2 separate regions of the Homo sapiens genome follow, and region 2 is linked to region 1. Evidence: chromatin contacts called from ENCODE Hi-C or POLR2A ChIA-PET data. All regions are on one chromosome and are shown on one strand. The core of a region is the stretch at or near the end of the contact, and the rest is flanking DNA. Distances in the headings are between cores, read along the strand shown.

Region 1 (6,351 bases), core at 2,195-4,694:
TTTGGAAGAATAAAATGCTCTTCTAAGAAATGTCAATTGATCGTTGGGGTGGAGGAACTGTGCAGAGGATGAATGTGGGCTAAACATTCTCTGGCACCTAGTTGATCTCTCTTCCACATGAAGCGTATTTGCTAACGAAGGGAGCATTGGTATGGGACCGAAGAAAGGATTCCCTTAGTCTGTTAATTTACTTGGAATAATTCATTAGCTGACACTTTTAGCTATGAATTTAGCTGGTAAATCCCAGATCACCCCAATATTATGTGTAAAGAGGATAGTTCAGTCTTTTTGTGAGAACTTTGGGAGGATGGATTAAAGCCCTTTCTCCCATAGTTACCCTGACATAAGGGAGCTTGTTAATAAAGAGCTCTTTGGATCCTTTCCTTTGTACAGGCACCGTATGAATATTTATGGAATATTTCATCTGTAAACAGCATTAAAATATAAACAGAGCATACCAAGAAATAGGAAGGCCATTTTCACCTAATGCATAGCAGTGCTGTGAAAATGCTAGGGTTCCATTCCTGGTTATCAGCTAAGGAACAGCAAAGAAGGAAAAAGTTATTTGTTTAACAAATCAGGGGGCAGCAAGTCGTGTGATCCAGTGGAGCTTTGGTATTCTTGTTAATCAAGTCTTCTGGGTAATTGAATGACGATGCATGTCTATACATGCAGACAGACACACACACACACACACACAGACACACATACAGGTGCCTGATATTTGTAACCACTGTGACTGGTCATATGAGATTGTTGCTTTTGTAGATAAAAAGTGGTCAAATATCAGAGTTTTTGTATGACGCTGCCTAATTAGTGCCACCCTAAGTTTCTGGCCCTTCTCCTTTTGGGCACAGGGAGGGGTGGGAATATGAAATTGCTGTTCACACGTGGGCTCCTACTAGCAAGATGAGCAGGAAAGGGAGGAGAGGGAGGAGTTGAATGAAACCTTCACAGAGACCAACTTCTGCAGATTCCATGGGCGACATTGCCTCTTCGAAGCAGCAGGATGGAGGACGTGGGGGTGCCACCCAGCCTGTACACCAAAGACACTTCCCACTCACCAGTTGTGGCTGTGTGCTCTTGATTGCAAACCTCTGGTACCCATCACAGATGTATTATCAATTTTCAAAGGGATTCGTATACAATAAAATACACTCAACAAGAAAACCACCCAGAACGCAATGAATCATTCTTTGATGATTCAGAAGGCACTTTAGGATCCTGTAGTGCCTTAGGGGCAGCATTACAAACATCAATTATCTTATGGTAAATGTGTAGAACAGCTAGTTCACAAGTTAAGAAAGAGCTGGGCAACTCTCTTTTATGATATGTTTTTTTAAAAAATTATGTTTTATCCCAGGCCTTTTCTACTTTCAAGCTCTTGCCCAGAATGTTGCTTCTATTTTTGCAAAAATGGCTCACTTACCAGCTTGGAGAAGTACCTCTCCTATGGTGTGCCTGAGTAAGTAAAACTGAAGTTGTCTCATTTTCCTATGAGCCATTTCTGGGGGTAGACTTCTGTCCTGTCCTTCTCCCCTAACCATTTAGGTATGCCTCTAATTAAATTCAAAACACTATATGAGAATTTTGGTCTGACAAAGATGACAAATATTTGTTTAGAAAGCTCAGTCAGGTGGCACACTTATGCACGGTTCAGTTTCAAATGTTCCTTAAAACCAGGAGGGTGTGTGATTCTATTGAATTCAGGCCAATTGCAAGCTAAGTTTCTCCCTCTTTGCAAACTACAGTAGTTGGTAATGAAAAAAAAAAAGTCTAGTCCTTGGAAATCAAGTTCTTGAGCACTTTTGAAAACAGACTAATCCAAAACATCTGCAAGAATTTTATCTTTAAAAACCCAGGTGTCTAAAACATAAGGGGAAAAATATACAAATGAGACTTTGTCAACCAAGTTTTTGAAAAACAGGTTTCTAGCAGAAAAAGAAGCATCTAGAATAAAATGCAGCTGGCTTTATGAATCTTTATTTTCCATGGTGATTCTTCCTTTTTGGTCTTCAACAAAGAATGGAATTTCTAGGTGAGTCTTGTCAGATTTTCCAAAAGTACTATTAAACTAAAACGAGGGGATTCCAGGCAAGATAACATCTCTGGGAGGCTCAACTCTGGCTTGAATTTATTAAAAACTTCTGGTTCTTAATTTAAATTTTAATGGTGGTAGACCCAAAGCAGCCAGACACGAAGGTTATGGTATCAGATGTGAATAACTGAAGACAGATGTGCTGTATTTCTATCAAACCAGAGGCCTGGGCCTTGCCCCATCTATGGTGAAAGGTCACCAGAATTCAGAGAAAGGAGGACATATTACAGCCAACTGTGTGCCTTTAAAGAAGTGCATGAAACACACACAGTACACACACACACACCCACGCACACACACACCACACACACAGGGAATAAAGGAGCATCTCCAGGTTGCTTATACACATATTTACTCCTACTATTACAAGGTGAGCCTACACATGATCTAAAGAAATGTCATTTTACTTGAAGCTACTGTGGCTTTGTAGCTACATTTTCTTACAAGTTCAATATCATCTAACCGCTACCCTAAAATTATGTCTGCAAGGGGGACTATTGGTATTTCGTAAACTGCTGCTGCTTCTCCTCTTTCTCTGTTAGACATGGTCTAATGGGTTTAGAAAATGACATTCAAGATGCTGCTTTGCCAATTAGAACTTCCGCTACCTGATTCTTGAAGGACATAGCACGCCTAATTGTGTGCTCAGACATTTTATTAAGTTGTTTTGAGTGCTGAAAGTCTTTTAACCTTCATATAGACCCATATTCATAAACAAAAATGTTTTCAGGGAAAAAATAACAGGGAAAAAGGCATTTAATTACAAATAAAAGTACTGTTTCCAATATGCACAGATTTTTTTTTTTTTTTTTTTTTTTTTTTTTTTAACCAACCTACCAAAGCAAAGGCAGGCTGCAGATGGTGAAAACTGAGTTGGGAAAACTGCACAGATATTTTCCCAAAACGTTCTCAGCGATGCTGCAAATGCCATTCTGGGTAGCCGAGAGGAAAAGACAGCAAGCATCATCTTGCCAGGGGCAGAACCTATTCCCAAGCCACTTTGAGAGCAGGAGTTGAACAAATATGATTTAGATGTTTCCCCCGCCCTGGAAACATGGTCTTGGGTTAACCGGTCCTTGGACAAATTTAAGAACAGTGTCTCCTACCAGGGAAATTATCTCATGCAAGAAAAAAAGTTCCCTTAAGCATCAAATTATTTTTCCTTAACTTTCTTTTAGAAAGTTTCCTTTTCAAAGTTTAGGAGGTTACACAGCATGTTAAACTCTTGACGAGATCTAAGGCAGAGGAGCGAGGAGGTTCGCTGCTGCCAGCCTTCCAAGAGAACCCAGTCATTAAGGAGCCCCAACTGTCACCAATCATACGGATCCCCATGTGGGACACACTTTAGCATGAACACAACCTTGCCTCGGAAAGCATACGTGGGAAAATATGCCAGGGGGGTAGCTCCCCAATTCTCCTGCCCAAAGATGTTTGCCATAGACTACGCTGACTGGCCCATTCAGGAGCCCCTCGGGTTTCCGCTGGACCTACCCTTCTGATTTGAGATCATCCACGTGTTTTCCCACCTCCGGAGGCTTTTATTTTCTGCTTCCTCCCTTCTTAGTACAGTGCCAATCACTGCTCTCCCCCGCCGCCCCCCTCCCCAAAGGCTCTCTGAGGCTGCTCCCTTTGTGATTGGCATCTCATTAATGAAGAAGGGCTGGTGTCTCTCATTACAGTTAGAGTGAGTGAGAGGACCTCAGAACTAATTTACTTGCTCTCACTAGGGAAGACACTTGCCTCCATCAAGAACTTCACTTTCCTGCTGCCTGTGGCAATAAAAGAACCCGTTTTGTTTTAACATTAATAAGGTGAGAGAATAGAGAATTTCCAAAAGAAATTAAGAAAGGCAAGAGGGTAGGTGTTGGCCCATGGAAGTTTCCCTAAAGCAGGTCTGATGGCGGAGTTCAGTGAGAGGCCTTTGATGCGGCAACATCTGGACCACATGAAAAAAAGCCTAGCAGGCAAATGAGAGACTGGCCAAGCAGAGAGGCTGGGGTGGGAAGCGGGGGGTATGGGTTCTAATCCTAGGTCCTAAGTCCCTGAGTGACCTTGGGCGAGTCTTTGATTTTTCTCTGGTCCTCAATTTTACTATCAGTAAAATAAAGGAATGGAATAAAATGGTCTTTTAGGGTTCTCTCAGCTCGAAAATTTTAATATTCTGTAAATGGGGCTCTGGACTATTTAAAACTTTTTTCATGTTTGGAGTGAGTTTTTTTTTTATCTCTGGCAACAAATTAGAAATTCCTCCAGAATTAAAGAGCATGGAATGGAAATCATTTGGCTTCTCCAGCTGAAAAGGTCAACTAGATTCAGAAATGTACTCCAAGGCTGCACTGTCTGCATGGAAACCTAATTAGAGATGATACTTCATTGGCTAAAAGGGATCAAACTTATCTGAGCTTTCATCTGGATATGTATTTTTAAAAAATTACTCTGAGTTACTAATTCATTTATCTTTCTACTTACAGGAAATTCCACTCATTGATAAAGCTCGGCTTCGACGCCCCTGCTCACAATGAAATACCTTCCTTGCCAACCACATTGCTTTATGATCGTGCCCCTTTACCACATTGTACTTGAAATGCCTTGTCATTTAAGAAACCATAAAAACGACGTCTTTAAAAATGGGTTCATCATTTAGCTGGAGATGGCTTCTGTGCCTGGAACCAGAAGCCTGTCCTCTCGGTGGTATGCCTCCACAAAAGGAAGCGAGCTACCACAAAGGACAGCATCATGTGTTGCCTTCATTGCTATTGAATCGGGAAGTTGGTGCCCAGTTTCAACATGGATGACAAAGTAGTGGGAATCTGAAATGCCTACAGTAGAAGTAAGGGTGTCTTTATATTGGGAATATCCTCGATCCCAGGGCCCATTTCTAATTCCCCCTTCTCTCTTTCCCTGATACAGGCTATTTTTGAACGAGAAGGACTTTGGCTCAAATCAACAGTTTGGTTTCTTACTGTTTACATCTATGAGTCAAAGTAGCTTGCTCCCAGGATCCCCCACCAAACCGAATGAAAATAAATTCAATGTGTGCCCACTGAGCCTGGCCTGGGAGTTCTTGAGATCAACTCAGAATCATGGTCTTTCTGTCACTCCCAAAACAATCCTACCTAATTCTACTTGTTCCTAAGTATTGCCTTAGGATACTGACAGTCTTTTCTCCTACTTACAGCTTTTGAATGAAATTAAAGCTAATCCTCTCTGGCTTGGTCGGGTCTTGTGTAAGATTCCCACACCCCACAATCAAGGCCTTGCAATGTGGTGTTAGAAGAGATAGCCAAGTTACCACACCTGTATCACGATTCGGATAAGGATAGTATTTTTTGCCTTCCATGAGACAGCTTTGAAAACCTGAGTCACAGAAGCTGCTTCATGCAAATCCTTCCACTTTCCTCCTCACTGCCAGTACATTGGCACCTCCTTCTTAAAATGAGAAGAGAAGCATAAACAAGACCTCTGTGGACCTCAGAATAAAATGTAAGATCTTCAGATTTCCATCGCATGATTTCACCAGGCCAAGGCAGCCCAGCTTCATTTTTACGTGCACTGTGGTTCTAAGTATTTACAGTGGTGTAACCCGCTCCCCCACCTAACCCCCCAATATCGGTACTTTACTCACTCAGCTTCTAGTGAGAAGAATAAACAAAAAGAATCAAAGAGAAGAAGGCAAGAAACCGGGGACCAATTTTCAGCTCATCCTTTCCTTCTTAAAAGAAGGAATTCGCCTGCAGTGTCTGTAATTTAGAAGGTTTTAATGAATGGCTTCTAAATTATTTATTACGCATAGAAAGCTGTAAACATCCCTCTCTGAACCATTATGATATTATCTGGGCAGGAGTCAAAAGGTTCAAACATTTGGCACTTTTCACTGGACTGTTGTTGAAAATAGTTCTGCTCTGTGAATGTAACTTCTCTCCTTCCTTGTTATATGGAATTGTGTGTGAGCCTGTGAGCCTGCGAGCCTGTGTCTGTATCATTCACTTGAGATCGTCAAAAGGCATCCTGGCTTTGTAATTTGCTCTTTTGCAGACTTTCGACTTAATAAGAGATTCCAAAATTAGTAAAAAAAAATATAATAAAGTAAAATAAAGCCAATTTAAAAAGCCTTCGACAGAATATACAAACTGGATATTCAAGCAGAAGTGTTTGAAATGCCTCAGCCTCATTTCAAAGAGCTTCCTGCTGTCAAGCCCAAACACCCAGACAGGTAGACTGCTGTGAAATATGTAGGCGATGCCTGCTGCCTG
Region 2 (5,896 bases), core at 555-3,054, 81 kb after region 1:
CGGGTGGATAAAGAAGACACGCAGCCCAGGAAGCTTCAAGTAGATGGGCAGTGAGTGCCAGCCCGCCACATCTGCTGAGTGAGAGTGGGTGGTGGAAGAGCTGGGGCTGGCTGTATTCATTTGAAACGTGGGCTCTTTCTCTGCATCCTGCAGCAGCCTCTTTCTCTGTCCACCCTTCTCGTTCACCCACCACACCCCTCGTGAAACTCCATTCCTAAGGTAATTCTCCAAATGTCCAAACCCAAGATCTACTCAGCCAAGAAGCTGGGTTCTGCCGCTCTCCCTCCCCCTGCTGTTCTGCTGCAAGGAAATGGAAGAAGGAACAACCTCGCTGGGCCACTTGGTGATTTGTTTTTTCCTTGCTCAAAGCACAAACATGCACAAATCTCAGAGTCCCCATGTTAAGCAGAGACGCTCCCTGGTCAGTCTCCTGCACTCTAACTTCCTAAAAATTAAAGAGTCAAGGCAGAATCAGACACGGTAGAAGGGAGAAAAGGCCTCTTAGTAGCCATAAAGTCCAGGTACCTCATTTTACAGGTGAGGACATCGGAGCCTGGAGAGAAATAACTTGTCCAAGGTCATTCAGTATCAGAGTGGTAGAGCCCACACAGTTCCCAAGGCCTTTTCTCCCAGGCGGAGAGCTCTTTCCCTCTCCCTGTGATGTGGCTGCTGCAGCCACACAAACCAACTGTTCTTGTTACACGTGTCATGGTCAAATGTCCACTAGCTGCCCAAGGGCAAGATGAGTTACAAGAGCAATTCTTCCCATGACTTTACAGTTGTCAGGAGGGGTCAAGGACGCTTTCAAGATTCACACTCTGACCGTGGCAAGCCAGGTTCTCGGAGGGTTAAATGACTGATGAAAAGAAAGCCAAAGGCTGAGTCAGAACCAGGGACAGAACGGCTGGCACAGCCCTGTCTTGCTGGGGAAGGCAAAGTTCTCCATTTTGGCAAGGTCCGTGAATGTCTCTTTTTGCTTTTCCTGGGTCTCTGGTGCACTTGTTGGATTGAATCTTAAAGCATACCCTGAATGCTAAACATCTCAGGATAATGCACTAAGTCCTTCCTCAGCTGGGCTGGCCCATCTTTCTACAGCCTCACCCTAATATACCTACTCTGCTCAGGGCACAGGAAACATAGCCCACACTTTCACATCTTCATTTACTTTTTTTTTGGTTATTCTCTCCACCAGGAATATCTTCCCCTCTTTAACTGGCAAACCTGCACTTGACTTTGAGGATGGAGTTTAAATGCCTGCTCCTTTTCATAGCCTCCTCTGGCTCTTCTCTCCTAGTCCCCTCACTTGTCTTCCCAGAGAACTCTGTTCCTGGCACCTCTCTGCCCTTCCTGAGTTGAATTCTAGCTATTTGTTAACATGTTTTCTCCTATGGCTGTCCTGAGGCTCTCTCAAGGACAGTGACTCAGTCATATTCATCTTTGTACCCTGGGTTGTCAGCTCAGTTACTGGGACACAGAGGGAACAAAAGAATTACTACTTTAAACTACACAGAAATGCATCTACTTAAGGAAAACTTTGCTCCAAGTTCCCAAATGGAAAAGCCAATGAAGGAGTTGTTGTTGTTGTTGTTGTCGTTTGCCCCTAAGAGTATAGCAAAGGCCCCCAACCAGCCAGTTTTCATTCTGAATGGTAAAGTGTCATTTTACAAGCTGCTGCCACGAGCAAGCCTCCACGCATGTCGAATGCACACTTGTATGCATGCACACACACATAGGAGCTAGAAGGAGCTGGTTGCTCTATGGCAAGAAGCAGCAAAGAAGATAAGATCACCATACTGCAAAGGAAGGTAAGCCACGTGATGATGTGGGTAACCCCAGGCACAGATGATACCCTCAGCGAGGCCCAGCTTAAATCTAACCACATCAACTTTTCATGAAACAGACATGAAAAAGTAAGACTAAGACAATTACAAAAAAGGTGGTTTAATGCCTTCTTGCCTCGATGGTATCAAAGCTATTGGCTCCAGGGCTACACTTGGGGAAACAATTCTTTGAGATAAGGAGATGAACTATCTGCTCAAAAGAATGTGCAGGAAGCCAAGGTAACTGGGCAACACATAATGAAACGGTTTGTGGCCAATGAGCCGTCTAAACAAAAATATCCCTGGTAGGCATCAGTTGTATAAGTGAAGGAAACCAAACCCACCCTTGTTTCAAAGTGAAGACTTTGTGGGTGCCAGTGTGTGAGTGTGTGTGTGTGTGTCCTCACTAAATATTATAGTTAAAGTGAAATTCACAAGTCCTCCAGCTGTGGCTGACACTGGTATAAAATGAAAAGGTTGAGAAGGTGAGACTAGTTGTCATACAGCAACCTTGAAGTGCCTTTCCGGGTGGCACTGCCTGCTATGTGAAGGCTCATTTGCTGAATGACCATCACTACGTCAACACAAATTGAGATCTCAGCATTGATTTATCGGTGTGTGTCCCAGAAAGACACACTGCATTTCAGCATCACGGTATTCTGATGTAGTTAGGTTCTGAATTCTCTGAGCCACAGACGATGGTATGTTTCTCCTCTCTGAAGCTCTGCTAATGCCTCGTCCCTATTTCCCTGAAATATGGTTTCCCCCATCAGTTTTCAACCTTTTCGTTTCCCCAGGCAATCTTTTGATGATTCTTTAAGGTCCCCAGATCCACAGAATGTGACAGCTGGGATGAGCTTCCGGGGGTGCCGATTGGAAGCTTTACAGGCTCTAAAACTTGCTACTGAATCTCAGCTCTGGCATTAGTCGGTGTTCTTTGATTTCAGGTAAGTCACACAACCTAAATCTCAGCTTTCTCATTTATAAATTGGGACTAACAGAACCCATCTTCTAGTTGAGTTTGCTTTAGAAATATATGAGTTAATTCGCATTAAAGTACTTAGCACAATTATACACCTCAGTATGTGAAGCCATTTTTTTGTTTGCTTGTTTGAGATGGAGTCTTGCTCTGTCGCCCAGGCTGCAGTGCAGTGGTGCGATCTCCGCTCACTGCAACCTCCGCCTCCCGGGTTCACACCATTCTCCTACCTCAGCTTCCCGAGTAGCAGGGACTACAGGTGCCTGCCACCACACCCGGCTAATTTTTGTATTTTTAGTAGAGACGGGGTTTCACCTTGTTAGCCAGGATGGTCTCAATCTCCTGACCTCGTGATCCGCTCCCCTCGGGCTCCCAAAGTGCTGGGATTACAGGCGTGAGCCACCGCGCCCAGCTGTGAAGCTATTTTTATTACCACCACCAGCATGATCCCTTCAGACCCTCTTAATCTTGAGGTCCAGAGAGATAAAGTAACTTGTCCTAGGGAAATGAATCTTGGTTGAGACAATAACTATTGTCTCTGCTATACAATGATTAAACCAAAGATAGCAGCAATCGTAAGTGGCTGTCAGGGCTCAGGTCTACTCGCTTCCAGGTCAGAACCACATTGGTGCCCGTACTGTGATTTATCATTGCATACTTATTTTTTTCAGAGTGTAGCACTTGATAGGTACTGTATAAATATTTATTAATCAGCTGATTGCAAAGATCACTGCTGATTTTCAAAGCAACAGGTTTCTCTATCGTAACTGCTTCTCCTCCACACTATCACGTCCTTATAATTTCAGAACACCCATCTAGGAAGGACTCATACTAATGTGTTATCAGAGGGAAACATTCCACCCCTTTTTGGAATGCAGATATAGATTGCTCCAGATTTCAGGAACACTAATTAGAGCCACTGGTAATTTGACTGAAGCGCTAAAGCACCAAAGCACTCACAGAAGGCACCTTTGTACTCACACATTAGAGCTTTTGTCACTACATATCAAAAATGGTCAAGCTGCCTTTTGATGGTACCCGCAGGCTGGATGACAGGGTCAAGATGCCAGCCCACCAAATCCATCATCGGAAAGAAACTCGGGGCCAGCCCATCTCCTAAAAGCTGAGTATGTTGCACAGATTGCTGGTTCTAAATAGGATATTCTAATAAACATTGCTATTGTTTTTATTGTCTTGTGCAGTATCGAATATGCTTCTCACATACTAGACTTTATGCAAAACCACCATGACCTAAATGTTTAATTCAGATCTTTATTTTCTGTTTCATAACCCCTTTTAATATCACTGTAAAAATCTAAATGGATATACATGATGCTCTTTTGGTACCAAGCTTTTTGGGCTATACTTTTATGGTTAATATCAGGGTCACAGCAAGAGCTCAAGAGAGCATGGGTATAGCTTAAAAGTGCCTGGAATATACTTCTTGTCCTAGCAATTGATACCCTCTCATTGCTTCATTGAATTTTTCCTGTTCTTAACCTCTGCCCTTGTTTTCAGTAATATTAGTATAATGAGTTGAATAAATGGCCCTATCTATAAAGAAATGGGAAAAAAATCGGGCTTTGGCTGAAACTCCCTTGAGGATTAAAGGTATAAGGGTGAACGCAGAGGTGAACTTAGATATCTATGAAATAAACAGAGACAGGGTGTTTCTCGGAGGTTGCAGCCAGGCAAGAGTCTAATCAGAGTCTGTGGCTGAACCTCATCAGCTTCACCAGAGGACACATCCTTTCTAGAATCTCCTGTTCCATCCCCTACTTCCTGTGGCCTACTCAGAACCTCTGGAATTGGGGATGGCTGATGGGAGTGACAGGTGGCCCATATGTTCCGTGACAATGCACTGTTCATTGCTTTTCTGAACACCTTTGAGTAGACTTTGCACTGGATTCTGAGAACAGTGCCTAGACATGTACTATCCAAAAGTAGCCACCAACCATATGTAGCTGTCGAGCACTTGAAATATGGCCAGTCCAAATTGAGGTATGCTTCAAGCATAAAACCCACACTAGATATTGAAGATGTGGTACAAAAATGAATATAAAATATCGTATTAATAAGTTTTCCATATTGATACCACGTTGAAATGATAATACTTTGGATAGATTGGGTAAAGATAAAATGTTTTATTAAGGTTAATTTCAGCTGTTTCCTTTTACTTCTTAACATGTGGCTACTAGAACATCTAAACTGACAAATCTGATTACATTGTATTTCTACCAGACAGCACTGCTCTAAACAACTGCCAGAGAAACTGTCTTCATCCATGTACAAGTTAGCCCAGTGAGAACACAACTCTCCAGCCCTCTGCCCACGTTCCACTGCACTCAGAATGAAATCTGCGCTCCTTCTCTGGCTCCCGCAATGCAGAGGGACCTGGGCCCTGCCTCCCCCTCCAGCCCCCGCTTGCTGCTCACTTCAGTCATGCTGGCATTTTCCTCAGAATCTGCAGGCTTCTGCCAGGTCCAGGATCTTTGCAGCCTGTCCCCCTCATCTGTTTTTGTCGTGTGGGTCTCCTCTCAAGTGGCAGCTCCTGGGAGAAGCCTTCCCTCACCTCCTGTGGTAGGAAGAATAATGGCCCCCAAAGATGTCACCTCCTAATCCCTGGAACCTGTGAATATGCTACCTTACATGGCAAAAGAGACTCAAAGGAGGAAGAATTTTGAGATGGGGAGATGATCCTGGGTTATCCATGTGGGCCCCATATGATCACAAGAGTCCTCATAAGGGAAAAAGAGGGAGGAAGGGGAGTCAGAGAGGGAGGTGTGATGACAGAAGCAGAAATTGGAGAGATGCAGGGCCATGAGCCAAGGAATGCAGGTGGCTTCCAGGAGCTGGAAAAGCCCAAGATACGATTCTTCCCTGAAGCCTTCAGAAGGAATGCAGGACTCCAACCTGTGTTAGTCCTTTCTCACATTGCTACAGAGAACTACCTGACACTGCGTAATTTATAAAGAGAGGGGGTTTAATTGGCTCATGGTTCCACAGGCTGTACATGAAGCATGGCTGGGGAGGCCTCAGGAAACTTACGATCATGGCAAAAGGTGAAGGGGAAGCAGGTACGTCTTACGTGGTGGAG

The links. A loop is a pair of places that touch in the nucleus more often than their neighbours do. ChIA-PET counts read pairs that join two places held with the same protein, here RNA polymerase II (POLR2A). Pooled maps may share reads with other maps.
Region 2: a pooled map shows a loop between it and region 1 (7-fold over the local background). The contact joins the enhancer-like site here to the promoter of RORA-AS4 in region 1. A Hi-C loop is called at or near these places in 6 of 50 pooled maps. POLR2A ChIA-PET finds 5 or more read pairs at or near these places in 5 of 52 experiments (CD4-positive, alpha-beta T cell, CD4-positive, alpha-beta memory T cell, activated CD4-positive, alpha-beta T cell and 2 more).

Annotation. Positions count from the first base shown.
Region 1 is chr15:60,760,173-60,766,523 of GRCh38, forward strand. RORA-AS4 (RORA antisense RNA 4) reads left to right here and starts at 3,445. Exons shown (of 3, transcript XR_007064662.1): 1 at 3,445-3,909; 2 at 4,570-4,928; 3 at 5,009-5,145. The region is part of intron 1 of RORA (RAR related orphan receptor A); the gene reads right to left.
Region 2 is chr15:60,842,832-60,848,727 of GRCh38, forward strand. The region is part of intron 1 of RORA (RAR related orphan receptor A); the gene reads right to left. It overlaps LOC124903500 (a long non-coding RNA gene), which reads right to left. Exons shown (of 2, transcript XR_007064666.1): 2 at 4,920-5,896. Among named protein-coding and RNA genes, the nearest start is that of RORA-AS4, 82 kb to the left of the region's middle. Within about 2 kb of position 1,805, at least 3 of the 41 ENCODE cell types and tissues checked have a DNase peak (open chromatin) inside an H3K27ac peak, as active enhancers do; they include CD4-positive, alpha-beta T cell, where a contact is called at or near this core.